Linked DNA regions of Homo sapiens: regions 2 and 3 are each linked to region 1. Evidence: read pairs that join two places in POLR2A ChIA-PET (ENCODE). Cell type or tissue: Panc1. All regions are shown on one strand.

Evidence for each region. Peaks named below come from ENCODE experiments on the same cell type or tissue, not always from the same donor. Only the 100,000 strongest peaks of a DNase experiment are listed, where the experiment ranks them.
Region 2: POLR2A ChIA-PET joins it to region 1 with 16 read pairs; 1 of 35 experiments calls an interaction of 5 or more read pairs at or near these places.
Region 3: POLR2A ChIA-PET joins it to region 1 with 5 read pairs; 2 of 35 experiments call an interaction of 5 or more read pairs at or near these places.

The regions. Positions count from the first base shown.
Region 1 is chr12:116,433,441-116,435,940 of GRCh38, reverse strand. No RefSeq gene overlaps it. Among named protein-coding and RNA genes, the nearest start is that of MIR4472-2, 6.4 kb to the right of the region's middle. In Panc1, no CTCF peak of the experiment used is centred here; no DNase peak of the experiment used is centred here; H3K4me3 peaks cover 1,325 bases; H3K27ac peaks cover 2,500 bases.
Region 2 is chr12:116,655,808-116,658,307 of GRCh38, reverse strand. It overlaps LOC124903028 (a long non-coding RNA gene), which reads left to right. Exons shown (of 3, transcript XR_007063474.1): 3 at 1-687. Among named protein-coding and RNA genes, the nearest start is that of LINC03088, 4.5 kb to the left of the region's middle. In Panc1, no CTCF peak of the experiment used is centred here; no DNase peak of the experiment used is centred here; H3K27ac peaks cover 959 bases.
Region 3 is chr12:116,065,812-116,068,311 of GRCh38, reverse strand. All of the region lies in intron 4 of MED13L (mediator complex subunit 13L), which reads left to right. Among named protein-coding and RNA genes, the nearest start is that of MIR620, 82 kb to the left of the region's middle. In Panc1, CTCF peaks have their summits at 1,239 and 1,508 (motif pointing left); a DNase peak (open chromatin) is centred at 1,471; H3K27ac peaks cover 2,286 bases.

The sequences.
Region 1 (2,500 bases):
TGGCTCACTGCAACCTCTGCTTCCCGGGTTCTAAGCGATTGTCCTGCCTCAGGCTCCCAAGTAACTGGGATTACCGGTGCGTGCCACCACACCTGGCTAATTTTGTATTTATAGTAGAGATGGGGTTTCACCATGTTGGCCAGGCTAGTCTCGAACCCCTGATCTCAGGTGATCCATCTGCCTCAGCCTCCCAAAGTGCTGGGATTATGGGCGTGAGCCACTGCATCTGGCCAGTGGATGCTATTATTATACCTGTTACCAGGTAGGGAAACCAGGCATATGTTACATTGGGTAATTTAACCTTAGTCATTCAGAGGTGAGGCGTGGATTTGAACCTAAATCCTCCCACAGCTGGGAGGGCCCTCGTGCTACCCCTGGCTCCGAGTCAGTGTTCACTAAATGCAGATGGAATTGCAGAATTGGTTTTGTTTTAGGCCGGGCACAGTGGCTCACGCCTGTAATCCCAGCACTTTGGGAGGCCGAGGCGGGCGGATCAGGAGGTCAGGAGATCGAGACCATCCTGGCTAACATAGTGAAACCCTGTCTCTCCTAAAACTACAAAAAAATTAGCTGGGCGTGTTGGCAGGCACCTGTAGTCCCAGCTACTCGGGAGGCTGAGGCAGGAGAATGGCGTGAACCCGGGAGGTGGAGTTTGCAGTGAGCCAAGATCGCGCTACTGCACTCCAGTGTGGGTGACAGAGCGATACTCCGTCTCAAAAAAAAAACCAAAAAAAAAAAAAAAACAGAATTGGTTTTGTTTCTTTTTACAAATCTACTTTATGCCGGGCACTTTCCTATCGCTTCATTCGCGATAGGAATGTTTATTTTTTTCCATTTTACACATGTGTGTTTTTTTTTTCCATTTTACACATGGGGGTATTTGTTTTTGTGTGTTTGTTTTTTTCCATTTTACACATGGGGGTATTAAGCTCCGCCCTAGGAGAAGCCTTTAGACCAATGCTGCCCAGCCTGGAAGTGGTGAATCGGAGACTGCCCTCCTGACTCGCTTGGATTCCAAACCCCTGGCTCTTTCCAGCCCAGCCCACGCCCCTCCGGAAGCTCTGCCCAGAAACGTGCATGGTTGGCATTGCTGAGCTTGCGAGTCCTGCATGGCCCAAATCCCATGAAAGCTGCCTGCACTGCATTAGAAGTGCAGCAAGGATGGAAGTGAGAGGTAAAATGTACATTTCAGCACAAAAGCTTGGAGAGACTTCATGATGCCCCTAGGGCCGTAGGGATCCTCTCCTCTCTCCCTGCCCCAGGCAGACAAAATAGCTAAACCACCCAGGAAGTGTCCTGACAGAAGATCTGCTCACCCATCATCTCTGTTATCCTGTGCTCTGTGGCCTCTGAACAGGAACCCCCAAAATTCAGATGAGCAAGGAAGGCAAAGGTGTCACTGAGGGCTTGGCAAAGTGCTTGCAGGGATGTCCCGAGAAGGCTTTTTCCTGACAGCCTCCTCAGAAGAATATGTGTGGATTCTTATTGCGAAACCCCCAAAGCTCAGCCCCGCCTTCAGAGACTCCGGGAATGAGCTGTGGGTGGAGGGGTGAGTTTAGCGGTGGCAGCTGATCCTTTCCAGATGCCGGGCTCCAGGCCTTGCGGGCAGCCAGGCTGGTCAGTGGCTCCTTGTCACATGCGTGCCACCAGAGGCAGAGGGACAGGGGAAAGGGGCAAGAGTCTGCTCTGAGCCAGGGACTTCCAGGAAGAGCCTGAATAGTCCTGCCCCAGGCGGCTGGTTCTTTCCTCTTAGTGAGCAGCCATGCACACATGATGATTTGCTTTCCTTTTTTTTTTTAATTAACTTCTTACTTTATGCATTTATTTATTTATTTTTCAGACAGGGTCTTGCTCTGTCGCCCAGGCTGGCACCCAGTGGTGTGATCTCTGCTCACCGCAGCCTTGAATTCCTGAGCTCAAGTCATCCTCCTACCTCAGCCTCCCAAGTAGCTGGGACTATAGGCGCACGCCACCGCAGCCAGATAATTTTTTTTACTTTTTAGTAGAGATGGGGGTCTCGCTATGTTTCCCAGGCTAGTCACAAACCCCTGGCCTTAAGCGATCCTCCCATTTTGGCCTCCCAAAGCACTGGGATTACAAGTGTAAGCCGCTGTGCCCAACCCAATTTACTTTTTATTGAAATATAATTTCAGACTTAGGAAAAAGTTGCAAGAACAATACAAAGAATTCCCATGTACCTGTCACCCAGATTTCCCAAATGTTACCACATTACCACTTTGCTGTATCCTTCCCCCACCCCCCACCCCTGTCTCTGTAGATACAGCTATAAAGAGGAGAAAAATGCTTGTTTTCTCAGACATCACACCTCTGTGAAATACTTCACTCTGAATTTCCTAAAAACAAGCAACATTGTCTTACAAAACCACAATACAATGATCAAACGTAGGGAATGAACACTGACACAGCGTTATTGTCTCATCTGAAAACTTTCTCCAGGTCTCCCCATTTGTACTGATGATGTCCTTTGTCACCAAAGGAA
Region 2 (2,500 bases), 220 kb before region 1:
CCTAACTCACTCAGAGTCTGAGTTCCAGAAGGACAACAAAGAAGCATGATTTTGTTTCTTGTTTTTATTTTTCTTCTTTTAATTCCCCTCCTTTCTACCTTCAAGGTTCAGCTTCTTTCAGTCATTGATCCTGTGACCTCAGGGACACTCAATCACCTACCTTGGCCTCAGTGTTCGCATGTGTAGAATGGGAATCACTTGCGCAGACCTTATGCAGTGATGGGGAAGGTGAAAAGAGCAAATGTGATTGTCTAGGGGCCCCTGGCTGAGGTTCTTGAGAGAGAACATACTGGAATTCCATGCTTTGTAGCCTACAAGGGCTTTCATGCAGACAATTTAGTAAGATCCCATGACAGCCATCTACAGAGCTTTCACATGACTTAAATGGTCTGCCCCCGGTTACTTCAATCGACAGGTGTAGAGCTGGGATTTAAACACAGACATTTTCGTTAAAAAGACAGTGTTGCTTTTACTATGCGGTGATTTTCAATCTTTTAAAATAGGATAGGAAGCCATGAATATACACACAAAAGATCAGATACAGTTTTAAGGGGTTCACAACCTCCTAAAGCTATGCCCCTCCTAGGAGGAGTCCAGGGGTCTCAGAGGTCTCAGAATATTTGCTGGGGGCTGGAGAGGGGTGAAGACAAAACTTTTAGTAAAATAAAGGAGGAATCCTTAAAATGACCAAACATCTCTGTACTCTTAAGTCAAAGAGAATAAGCTCATCAGAACGTCTCTTTAAGGATTTTAGTAGTCCTTAAAAAGACAAATGAGGAAACTGATTTTAAGGTGAGTTGAACCTGGTTTATGAGGAGTCGGAGGAGGGGGTAAGGGAGGAGTCAGGCCTCTGCAGTTGGGGTGAGCAGTGGAATCCCAGGGCTGCGCAGTGGCAGGTGGTCTCTGAATCAGAGCCGAGAGATGACCTCTGGCCTAGGATTTCAAAGGTCTGGAAGAGCCCTGGGGCCATTTGCAAGTGTTCATTAGTGTTCACCCTCAGCTGGGAACATCACAGGGTGGTCACTGTTCAGCTCCGTTCACCGTTCACTTTTCTTAGTCTTCCTTTTGCTACCTGCCGTGGAGACCTCCCGCATCTCAGACTGACTTTATTTACTTGAAGGTCATCCAGAAATTGCCTGCTTTTTCATGTTCATGTGACAAATATTTATTAAGCCTTAATTATATTCCAGGCAATATGCTCAGCTCTTTGTATACAGCAGAGAAGAAACGAGCTCTTGCCCTCAGACAGATTTCAGTCTAGTAGGGAGCTAAACACTTGACATGAATCACTCCAAGAATGGGGTGGGGGTACATTTGGGGCAAAGGTTGACGTTCTAGGAAGAAAAATACAGGCCACTGGAAACTTTTGATATAGGAAAGAATGCTGGTAGCTCCAGAATGTTCTATATCAGTAATACAGAAAATGGATTATTTGACTTGAAGTTAAGTTTAAAACAGCACTTTATGTGACTTTGAGGAAATGAGAATTGTCTACATCAAAGAATGGGTGTGAGGGATGTCGGAGATCGGGGCTGATGGCTAAAGCCTGTACCCGGCCCTTTCTGGGCTCTGCAACAGGAGATCGTGCACCAGGGGAGAGCAAGCAGGACCAGATGAGAGAAGAGGCATTAGAGGTCAAATCTGGAGGACAGAATTTCCAAAAGAAGTTTCATGGGTGGCCTGCATCAGGATTCCCGCAGGGGGTTGTTGCAATTGCAGATGCTTGGGTCCATCTCAGCCTTGCTGAATCAGCATCTTGGCGCAGGAGCTTGGAATCTGCCTGATGAGCAAGCATCCTAAGGGATTATTTTATGCAGGGGGCTTCGGAGTCTGGATTTTATCCTAAATGCACATCAAGGCCAGTGAGGAGTTTGGAAGAGAGGAATGGATACAGTCCATTTTTCCAGATGTTTTGCATCTTGCGTAGGAACTGAGAGGCGTGGGATAATGGGGGAGGTGGACAGACCACTTAGATGGCCAGGGCAGAATCTCCATGGCCTTGGCCAGGTGCAGTGGTTCATGCCTATAATCCCAGCATTTGGGGAGGCTGAGGAGAGCGGATTACTTGAGGTCACGAGTTCAAGACCAGCCTGGCGAAATCCCGTCTGTACTAAAAATAAAAATATTAGCTGGGCCTGGTGGCACATGTCTGTGATCCCAGCTACTGGGGAGGCTGAGGCATGAGAATCACTTGAACCTGAGAGGCAGAGGTTGTGGTGAGCTGAGATCATGCCACTGTACTCCAGCCTGGGTGACAGAGGGAGACTCTGTCTCAAAAAAAAAAAAAAAAATCTCCACAGTCTCCCCCATCCCTTTGCTTCACTGGGTCAACTTGCCCCTTATTTCAGTCACCAGTTCCAGGGTAGCAGGGTCATCTGCACCTTCATGCAGTTGCTTCCTGGGCCCCAGAGAGACAAGGGCATTGACACTGACTGCAGATGTCCCACATCTCTGGCTTTAGATTAGCCATTGCTCCTTTGACACCTCAGGCAGTTGCTGA
Region 3 (2,500 bases), 370 kb after region 1:
GAAATGAGCCTTGCTGTTGTGGAGATTCTTCTGGCCTGTGTTGTTCACAGTGTGCTTTGTTGTCCCATTAGTATTATCAGCTGTCAGATGCATCTGAGGCTGATTACGGCAGGCACATAGAACTTTCCAGTGCTAGATTCACGAAGAACCCCTGTACCCTGAAGCTTATGTTAGATAAAGAGGCCAGTATGCTTGCTCATTGTTGGTGCGTTTCCTGTATTTACTCACATCTATAAGCAGAAATGGGCTTTGGTCTGAGGGTTCATACTGTATTTGTGTCAGCAATTGTGGTATCTAAAAGTGACTTAAGTGAAGTAGACTGGTTAAGTCAAACCCTTTCACATATCATCTTTCTGTCCAACACTTTGGATAAGCTAGTGTAATTAAACAGATGAAATAAGTTGCCATGAATAATCTCTTTGTTGTCCTTTATTGAGTCTTGTTGTGTTCCAGACATTTGCTGCAAGCTTCGTATATGCGCTTACTCACAGTTCATCCTTATTTTTGTTCTGTGAAGTAAGGATTGTTATGTTCATTTTATAGATGAGAATACGCAAGTGTCTGGTGCTTTTAGTAGTGACTGGCATAGATAGCCATGCCACAAATCCAAGTTGGTCTGACTCTAAAATCTGTGCCTTTCACTCCTACAGCATCATTACTCTAATGAATAACTTTGGGGGGATGCTTTATAAGAAATATTTGTTTCATGCTTTTTTGCTTGTTTTGTCAGGTTTATCACAGATGATGATATCCAATATATAATAAATGTAATAGGGGAGATGAGGCATCTACTTTTCAGTAGCATTTATTGAGATCTAACATCTACCATTTTATTTATTTCATCCTATATTCTGATGGGGGATCTCCAAACTGTTGTGCAAAAGGTCTGTTAAAGTGCAGGGAGAAGAATATTAGAGTCTCTAGGTCTCTTGTTTGTTTCCTTTGAAAATTCCAACTTCATATATGCTTCATAACGTATATAATACATTAGTCAAATACCATACTTCATTGGTTCTAATATGTCTACAGTTGATGTATTTCTTAGATTGAATGAAATACAGAGGTACACATAGAAAATTAGAAAAATAAATATACAAATATTATGGATGTATTTTTTAATAGGAGTGTATAATAAAAATAGTTTTTACATATTTCATATTCTCTGTTTATAATTCTCTATCTTATAGCTTTTTTTCATCTCTTGTTGATTATTTTTGATTGTGTGTCAGTATATTTCCAGTATTGCAGGGTTCACTTTGTCCTCCACAATTATTTCCACTCGCAGAAACATTCATCATTTTCTCATCACCTTCAGTTGTTAAAATCTCTTACTTTGTTGTGGTTGGTTGTACATTTCTTATTTGTAATGCTTTTGTTTGTTAAACTTAATAGAGTCAGTTATTTAAAACTTCATGAAACTAAGCATGAACCTGTCCAACTGTAGAAGATGAAGTAGCAGGAAGTGTTGGAGTGGCTGCATGTGACCGCTTTCGCCCTCTGTTGGTAGCCGGTAGAGTTGATGCGCTTTTGCTCTAGAGTTTTTTTTTTTTTTAATACAATTTTGAAAGTTGAAAATTCACAAGTTAGGGGTCCTCTGTATTTTGTTACAGATAAAAACTCTTATGAGATTCTGTAATTAAATGTAAAGTTCTTACATTGTTTATAATCATAGTGTTACAGGATTCTCATACTTTGGAAAATTTAACAGTATAGAAGTATATATTAGATTGGTGCAAAAGTAATTGCGGTTTTTGACATTGAAAGTAGATAAAATGCTCACACAATACCTTAAAGTAGCACAATAATGAAGTTTGAGTAGTCTTTAGAAGAACATACGATATTTAACAGCATTTTTCAAGCAAGGCTAAAGATGTGAGTCCAGTTTCATTCTCTTAATCCCATGAAAATAAATCCCTCATTCTTGCTGTTTACCTGTACAAGGTGTGATACAAATGAGTTTTCTTTGCATAGAAAGTAAGTCGTTTTCTTCTCTCATAGGCCACATTAAAGAAGTATCACTCTTTATTTTTGTCTTAGCATCCTCATTGAAAAATATTAATGTTCCTCTCAATGAAAACTCTTTACCTTTTTTACTTTTGTGTGTCCAGAGTGCGCATGCTTTTCACTGTAGCTGCTCCTCAGTCTTATTATTTAGAAGGAAATGGAACTCTGTGTGTGCACACGTGTGTGTGTGTATGTATGTGTGTGAGAGAGAGAGAGTCAAAGACAGACTGAATCCGACTTGATAGCTTTTACAAACGCATTTACAGTCTATCACCTTTGTCCTACTTGTGCATTCACACACAGATTCTGCAGTTATGTGCTTGTATAGCTCCTTCTCACACAAGGCAGAGCACTCTACTTAAGCAGAAAAACTGCAACTGATGTACTGTTTTCTTTACTGCATTTGTCCAGTGCTGCAGTAGAGCAACTGTCATTGTTTTGCACAGTTCTGTTTTTCTTCCAAAACTGCCTGTGGCAATTTGTACTCATTCTTTAT